Linked DNA regions of Homo sapiens: region 1 is linked to region 2. Evidence: chromatin contacts called from ENCODE Hi-C or POLR2A ChIA-PET data. All regions are on one chromosome and are shown on one strand. Each heading gives the region's core, a stretch centred on a gene start or an enhancer-like site at or near the end of the contact. The rest is flanking DNA. Distances are from core to core; before and after follow the strand shown.

Region 1 (3,889 bases), core at 1,167-3,666, 160 kb before region 2:
CTGGGGATGGTGGGTGGTGGCTTTTTAATAATATAATGGTCCCGCTAACAAAGTCTCACCATCCATGGACAGCATGAGCTCATGGTTTTAAACATGTCTTCATTCCAAAGGTTCCAAAGAGACCTTCCCAGAACAGTCTGATCTCAAGGGCTTTGAAGAGGAAATGGCCTTATGTGCTGGATCCTGGTTGCTTCCAATTTTGAACTGACTATAGAAAAACTTGAAATCTGTGGGGAGTAAGAGATCCTATTTGGATCAAATTTCAACTTTTCTGGGATCTACTGGGAAACATTGGGGAAAACTCCATTTTTTCTCACTATTTATTAATTTGTAACTTGCACACTGTTTGGGGGTCCAGGAGGAATCTGTAACTGCCCGTGATTCAGCTCCTCCGAGGACAGAGCAGGAGCTTTAAGTAAGTCCATCTCTCATCAGCTATACACCTGCAGCTTTATCTGGAGGTTTTGTGGCAATATAGGAATGTTTTTAAAAATGTTTTTCACATTCATCTGAAATATAAACTCAGAAAAATTCAGGGGTCTAAGAGAGAGCTTGTGTTGCTTTAGGCCCAGGAGAGGATGATTCAAATGTTATTTCACGGTCTCTGCCCTCAAATTCTGCCCTCATCCCCCACCCCCAGGTACATGTACACTTCTGATGTCACCTTCTAGAAGGTCCTTCCCTGACCACACAACCAAAAATGTTCAGAGCTCCCAACCAGCACTCCCTATCCTCCCTGCTTTCTTCTTCTCCTTCTCCTCCTTCTTCTTCTTCTCCTTCCTCTTCTTCTTCCTCTTCCCCTCCTCCTCCTCTTCCTCCTCCTCCTCCTCTATTTTTTCTTTTTAAATCTTTTTGTAGAGATTCTGATCTTGAACTTATGACCTCAAGCAGTCCTCCTTTCTCAGCCTCCTAAAGTGTTGGGATTTGAGATGTGAGCCACTGTTCCTGGTCCTCATTACTTTTTAAATTTTTCTTTAGAGGACTTCATATTATAGACAGGCAGGCATATATTTACAGGTTAGTAAATGTCACTAATATCACTCTCTGTATGAGAATTTCAGTTCCCTGATGGGTAGGGTTTTCATCTATTTTGTTCAATCCTATATCTATTAAATATATTGCATACAATGCTACCCAACACATGATAGACACTCAACAAATGTCTGTTTAGTGATGACTGTTGAGTAAATGATGTTGAACATCCATAACTAGATCTTTATTCCTTTAGCTTAAAGTAAAAAAGGAATCTGTCCCCTGAAAAATAATTACAATGGGTTTGGAAGGAGTATCATAGTAAAGTTTTTAGCCTGTATGAATGAGTGGGTACCAGTTATTGCCTGGGAGCAGACCTCAAAAAGTCAAAGAAAAATGAGGTCACAGCCTTGATGATCAAGTGAAACATTCATCAACACATTAATGGTATTAATGGTCCCACTCTGAGTGAGGTTTTTCTTCTTTTTTATTTCCTTGAATATTCTAAATTTCCTATAATTATTAGTTTCTTTTATTAAAAATAAATATCCATACAGCAAAAATAGAATTTGTTTAACAGATAGAGTTTTAGTTTTGCAAGATGAAGAGTTCTGTGGATGGATGGGTATGGTGGTACAACAATGTGAATACACTCATGTCACTGAATTATACACATAGAAATGGTTAAGATGGTACATTTTATATATTGTATATTGTATATAATATTAAATATTCACTGTCCTTAAAGTGATAACACTGTGTAGTAAAGTTATACTGCGTACTTGATGTCCTTTGTGGTCCCCTCATCCTTTTTCTTTCTTTCTTTCTTTTTTTTTTTTGACAAGGTCTTGCTCTGTCACCCAGGCTGGAGTGGCACAATCTCAGCTCACTGCAGCCTCAAACAATCCTCTGGGATTAAGCCTCAAGCTATTACTTCTGAGCTCAAGCAAGCCTCCCACCTCAGCCTACCAAACAGCTGAGACTACAGGTATCTGCCACCATGCCTAGCTAACTTTTTTTATTTTTTGTAGATATGGGGCCTCACTATGTGACCAGGCTGCTCTTGAACTCTTGGCCTCAGGTGATATCCTCTCTGCGGCCTCCCAAGGTGCTGGGATTACAGGCATGAGCCACCACACCCTGCCTTGTGGTCCTTTTCAACAAGTATATCCTGTGAAGTTTTCATTCTAGACTCTCAACAGCAGTTCCCTTGCACAAGAGCTACCATAAGTAATTCGTCCAGACCAGAGACAGCAAAAAAGGACACTGTCATCTGCCTCACCTATCTGGTCCCATCCTGTGCTCACAGCAGACACTGCCATTCATCCTTGGTGCTCTCACCTCACACCTTCAACCCATCTCACAGTCCTCAACTAGCAGCCCAGGCATCTTCTACCAGTGGGTCCAACTGAGCAGTGTGAGATGAAACTAATTTACCATGTGTTTTAGCCATAGCTCCTCCCAAGGTGCTGTATTACTCACTTGGAAAACATCCAGGAGGTCAGGAGATTGAGCAAAAATAATTCCAGAATTAAGAAAAGAGAAGACAGTTTCCTTATGTGCCTGTATGCATACATAACAAAGCATATGCCCAAATGAAAACTGAGATACTTCTTTTCCAGGCTTCTTGAAAAAGAGCAGCTTGGCTGTGCTTCATAAACCCTTAGCATAGTGAGGGTTTCTAAGTTAAAGACAGATCTGCACCACTCTTAAAAACTGAGCTAATCCTGGATGAGTTTTCGTTGGATTTAATTCATTTTAAGCACCACTATTTGAAGCTCATTGAGATAAGCACACCACGTGTGATGTAAATAAGGCTTGGACCCTGCCTTCTAGACACAGGAATGAATAATGCTAATATGAAGTGGGCAGTGAGAAGAAACAGATCCCACACTGTGGATGCACAAAAGAGAAAGAAATCAATTCCATTTGGGAAGGCTTCAGAAAGAAGGTGTTTGTGATCTGCGTCTTGGAGAATGAGTATTACTTTAGAGTTTGGAAAGGTAATCTTTTAGACAGCTGCAAATACTTTGCAAACAACCTGCATATGGAAGGTGCAAGGCATAAATAACCAGGATTCTTGAACACATGAGCTGTTCTTGATGGAATCTTTTGTTTTTATTCTTCTTTTTTCCAAGAAGTGCAACTGCTGCTTATCTTTTTTTGTTCGGTGACTTGTTTCTTTCTGAATTTAGACTCAGACAGTAACTCTTTGGACACTCCTCAATATCAGTCTACTTGACACTTAGGCCATGTTCTTGATATTTTGATTAGAGCTTCCTATAATAGATAGTAGGCAGAGAAGTTTTCATAGCCTTAAGAACCACATTCCCTTCTGTTTTCACTCTTCTCACATAGGGTATTCACAGTGAGAACTGGCTGCGGATGAGTGCACTATGTTCTTTATAAAATGAAACCCTGCTGCCAGTCTGTGGCCTGACATGTGCTCTAGGCATGGACATGTGTCATCTACGGAGCCTCCTTCATGGCTGGTCACAGCTCCACCATTATGGCAGTCAGGATGACAAACTAGGGTCTGTTTCTCTCTGTGAATTCTTAGTTATTGGACTCAAAATTACCCTGACTCCCAGAAGTAGCATGAAACTAAGTCTGTGAATAAACTGGGAAGAAGAAAGATCATATAGATCAGCTTTCTTGCCTAATCCCAAGTAGTGTTGATAATGTTGAATGCCTTCTCTCCAGGAGCCTAGCCCAGCACCACATACCCCGAGCTACTGAAAAAGTTGCTTTTTGAGGGTGATTATGATAGACTTTTTTTGCATACATACATATGACTTTCAGTTCTTCATAAAACTGAGTTGGCCCTTCATTGAAAGAAATATGGCCAAGAAGCCACTGACTGTCAGGGGGTGCCCAAAGAAAGCAGCTGGCTGAGTTTGCTCAGAATCCACTATTA
Region 2 (4,358 bases), core at 428-2,927:
ACCAGTTAAAAATAAAGTCAAAACTGAGTGTGAAAGTGAGGCTACTAAAACCAGGATAATAGTCATCCATAGAAATAACCTGTGCTTTGGGAGGAATCCTCAGGGCAGGGGTGATCTCCAGGTAAGAACTGATCAAAGGAGATGTTTGTGTTTGGCTAGGTTTTTACTAAAGCCCTTACTCCCTCTAGTGGGAAGACGGAGCTGTGCAGCATCCGTAGCAAGGTGTGTGCTCTTCAGGGCTAAAAGTCCTTTGGAATCAAGATTGTTTCTTGTTTCTTTTTTTTTCTTTTTTCCTTTTTCTCTTTCTTTTCTTTTCTTTCTTTCTTTCTTTCTTTCTTTCTTTCTTTCTTTCTTTCTTTTTCGTTTTTCTCTTTCTTTCTTTTTCTGTTTCTTATCTCCTCAGCTTGAAGGTTGCATCCTCTTTATCTCCTTAAGTAAAGCTGGGAGTTCTGTAGTACTCCAGGAGTGAGGACAATTATGCTTAAGAAACTTTGGTTTCAGTTTAGTCCCAGACCAAGAGGAAAACATTTCAAAATTTTAAAGTAAATCCTAAAAGTGTAATTTACACCAGAGCGATTGACCTGGCATTTATGTAGACTGAAGCTTGAGAAGTAATTCAAGTGGTTTCCACTCATTCCCTTGGAAGAGTCCTTAGAATGTACTTCCATTGGTCTGAAAAACGCCTGAAAAAGAGTCCTGATGCTAACAGTAATGGAAATAGGAGGGCTGGTGGTTCACGATCAGCCCAGTGGTATCCTCTATTCTATTTGCATCTAGGTAAAGAGACTGTGGCCTGTATGTGATCAAACAATTTGTTGAAGCGCTTTGGGCTTAGGGCATTTAATTTCTGTGAAGTAGGACCATCAGTTGTTTGCTCTGTTTTTGTGTCACCTCTCAGAATACATTAAAGTAGGGGCAACCCTTGAGCCCAGACTTCTGCCATGTGAAGACCCTTTGAAAATCCTGACAAACACAGGTACTGCGTAAGTGGTCAGCTAATTAAAGAGGGGAGGTGGAGCTGTCCTTTGTGTATCCAATAAGTACCCATTATCTCATTTGAGCATGAAAAGAGGCCACTGTTATTACTTTCAAGAAGGAAAGTAAGCAGGATAGCTCATATTTTTAGAACAATTCCTCACCAAATGGAATAATTCCGGTGAAAAGTGGGAGTGAGGAAGAAAGAAAAAAAAAACTTCTAATCATAATGTTTGGGAATAAGAAAGGAAGAAGAAACTCACGTCAAAGCCGACTTTCTCCTGCAGCTGTAAAATAAACTCTTAAGACCCTTCCTGCTGAAACTCTGGAGAGGAAAACTGGAGTGGCGGGTGGGCTTTGCCTGCAGCTCAACTCTCCCTCGCGGCGCGGGCGCGGCTGGGTTCAGCACCTCGGAAAGCGCCCCTCGCGGCGCCCCGGGATTACGCATGCTCCTTGGGGCCCGCCGCCTTGGCCGTGCAAGTGCCACCGTAACTGGTGAGAGCCGCTGGCAACCCACCCGGAGTTGACAACCGCGGAGAGACGCAGACACCCACTGACCTCCAGGAAGCTGAGCGTGGTGGATGGAACTCTACGATCTCTTTCTCTCCAAGGACGGAAACCTCATCCAAGCAGTCCCAGAGGAAACGGATAAAGGTATTTGAAAGGGAGCGAGCGGCCCCAAATCGCACAATTGAGCGGCTGGGGGAGTTATGCGCCAGTGCCCCAGTGACCGCGGGACACGGAGAGGGGAAGTCTGCGTTGTACATAAGGACCTAGGGACTCCGAGCTTGGCCTGAGAACCCTTGGACGCCGAGTGCTTGCCTTACGGGCTGCACTCCTCAACTCTGCTCCAAAGCAGCCGCTGAGCTCAACTCCTGCGTCCAGGGCGTTCGCTGCGCGCCAGGACGCGCTTAGTACCCAGTTCCTGGGCTCTCTCTTCAGTAGCTGCTTTGAAAGCTCCCACGCACGTCCCGCAGGCTAGCCTGGCAACAAAACTGGGGTAAACCGTGTTATCTTAGGTCTTGTCCCCCAGAACATGACCTAGAGGTACCTGCGCATGCAGATGGCCGATGCAGCCACGATAGCCACCATGAATAAGGCAGCAGGCGGGGACAAGCTAGCAGAACTCTTCAGTCTGGTCCCGGACCTTCTGGAGGCGGCCAACACGAGTGGTAACGCGTCGCTGCAGCTTCCGGACTTGTGGTGGGAGCTGGGGCTGGAGTTGCCGGACGGCGCGCCGCCAGGACATCCCCCGGGCAGCGGCGGGGCAGAGAGCGCGGACACAGAGGCCCGGGTGCGGATTCTCATCAGCGTGGTGTACTGGGTGGTGTGCGCCCTGGGGTTGGCGGGCAACCTGCTGGTTCTCTACCTGATGAAGAGCATGCAGGGCTGGCGCAAGTCCTCTATCAACCTCTTCGTCACCAACCTGGCGCTGACGGACTTTCAGTTTGTGCTCACCCTGCCCTTCTGGGCGGTGGAGAACGCTCTTGACTTCAAATGGCCCTTCGGCAAGGCCATGTGTAAGATCGTGTCCATGGTGACGTCCATGAACATGTACGCCAGCGTGTTCTTCCTCACTGCCATGAGTGTGACGCGCTACCATTCGGTGGCCTCGGCTCTGAAGAGCCACCGGACCCGAGGACACGGCCGGGGCGACTGCTGCGGCCGGAGCCTGGGGGACAGCTGCTGCTTCTCGGCCAAGGCGCTGTGTGTGTGGATCTGGGCTTTGGCCGCGCTGGCCTCGCTGCCCAGTGCCATTTTCTCCACCACGGTCAAGGTGATGGGCGAGGAGCTGTGCCTGGTGCGTTTCCCGGACAAGTTGCTGGGCCGCGACAGGCAGTTCTGGCTGGGCCTCTACCACTCGCAGAAGGTGCTGCTGGGCTTCGTGCTGCCGCTGGGCATCATTATCTTGTGCTACCTGCTGCTGGTGCGCTTCATCGCCGACCGCCGCGCGGCGGGGACCAAAGGAGGGGCCGCGGTAGCCGGAGGACGCCCGACCGGAGCCAGCGCCCGGAGACTGTCGAAGGTCACCAAATCAGTGACCATCGTTGTCCTGTCCTTCTTCCTGTGTTGGCTGCCCAACCAGGCGCTCACCACCTGGAGCATCCTCATCAAGTTCAACGCGGTGCCCTTCAGCCAGGAGTATTTCCTGTGCCAGGTATACGCGTTCCCTGTGAGCGTGTGCCTAGCGCACTCCAACAGCTGCCTCAACCCCGTCCTCTACTGCCTCGTGCGCCGCGAGTTCCGCAAGGCGCTCAAGAGCCTGCTGTGGCGCATCGCGTCTCCTTCGATCACCAGCATGCGCCCCTTCACCGCCACTACCAAGCCGGAGCACGAGGATCAGGGGCTGCAGGCCCCGGCGCCGCCCCACGCGGCCGCGGAGCCGGACCTGCTCTACTACCCACCTGGCGTCGTGGTCTACAGCGGGGGGCGCTACGACCTGCTGCCCAGCAGCTCTGCCTACTGACGCAGGCCTCAGGCCCAGGGCGCGCCGTCGGGGCAAGGTGGCCTTCCCCGGGCGGTAAAGAGGTGAAAGGATGAAGGAGGGCTGGGGGGGGCCCCATTTAAGAAGTAGGTGGGAGGAGGATGGGCAGAGCATGGAGGAGGAGCCTGTGGATAGGCCGAGGACCTTCTCTGGAGAGGAGATGCTTCGAAATCGGGTGGAGAGAGGAAATTGGCAAAGGGATAGAGACGAGCCCCACGGGCCAGACAGCCAACCTCCGCTCCGCACCCCACAGCCTCTCCTTACTCTTCCCACGCTGAGTAGTGTGGGGGCGCCCAGAAGCGAAGACAAGCAGCAAAAATGTAGAGAAATTGGCACGGGGAGCGGGGCTTAGCCAAATGATGCACAGACAATTGTGCCCGTTTATTCCAGCGACTTCTGCGGAGAGGGCAGCCGTCGGCACAAACACTCCTTTGCGTCTTGGCAAACGAGACTGCAGCAGCGCCAAGGTCCTACTTGCTGCGGGGCTGCCCCAGGAATCTAGAGCTGGTAGGCAAGAAACGCTTTTGGAGTTAAGAAAAAGAACTGACCATCCTGGTCCGCCCACAGGAGAAACGGCAAAGGAAAGCCACCTCCAATGGAGTCATTATGACAATTATCATTCCGGACTGGGCCAGCGGGAACACCCTGAGCCCGACCTAGCTGCACAGCCCCGGAGCTCAGACGTTAGCAGGGGGATAACACCTGTCACCAGCTTGGGAGAGCCATTCTCTGGGGAGTGTCGTCGCTGCGGGAGGGAGGAGACACAGTGTGATTAGAAGGGCTGGACAGGGAAATTTCTTCAGGCTGCTGCCCCAAAAGGTAAAAGGGGGCTCATATGCTCACTTGGTAGCAGAGTTGGAAGTGGAGCGCTGGCGCGTTGCGCGCAGGAAGCTCGGGC

Evidence for each region. A loop is a pair of places that touch in the nucleus more often than their neighbours do. ChIA-PET counts read pairs that join two places held with the same protein, here RNA polymerase II (POLR2A). Pooled maps may share reads with other maps.
Region 1: a loop to region 2 is called in a map of Calu3, with 2.4 times the contacts of the local background. The contact joins the enhancer-like site here to the promoter of RXFP3 in region 2. A Hi-C loop is called at or near these places in 1 of 168 maps with a recorded cell type or tissue (Calu3), 6 of 37 single-sample maps with no recorded cell type and 1 of 50 pooled maps. POLR2A ChIA-PET finds 5 or more read pairs at or near these places in 1 of 52 experiments (PC-9).

What each region holds. Positions count from the first base shown.
Region 1 is chr5:33,770,040-33,773,928 of GRCh38, forward strand. The region is part of intron 2 of ADAMTS12 (ADAM metallopeptidase with thrombospondin type 1 motif 12); the gene reads right to left. Among named protein-coding and RNA genes, the nearest start is that of ADAMTS12, 120 kb to the right of the region's middle. Within about 2 kb of position 2,417, at least 2 of the 41 ENCODE cell types and tissues checked have a DNase peak (open chromatin) inside an H3K27ac peak, as active enhancers do; they include PC-9, where a contact is called at or near this core.
Region 2 is chr5:33,934,709-33,939,066 of GRCh38, forward strand. RXFP3 (relaxin family peptide receptor 3) reads left to right here and starts at 1,678. Exons shown (of 1, transcript NM_016568.3): 1 at 1,678-4,210. The coding sequence starts at 2,033. The coding sequence ends at 3,442.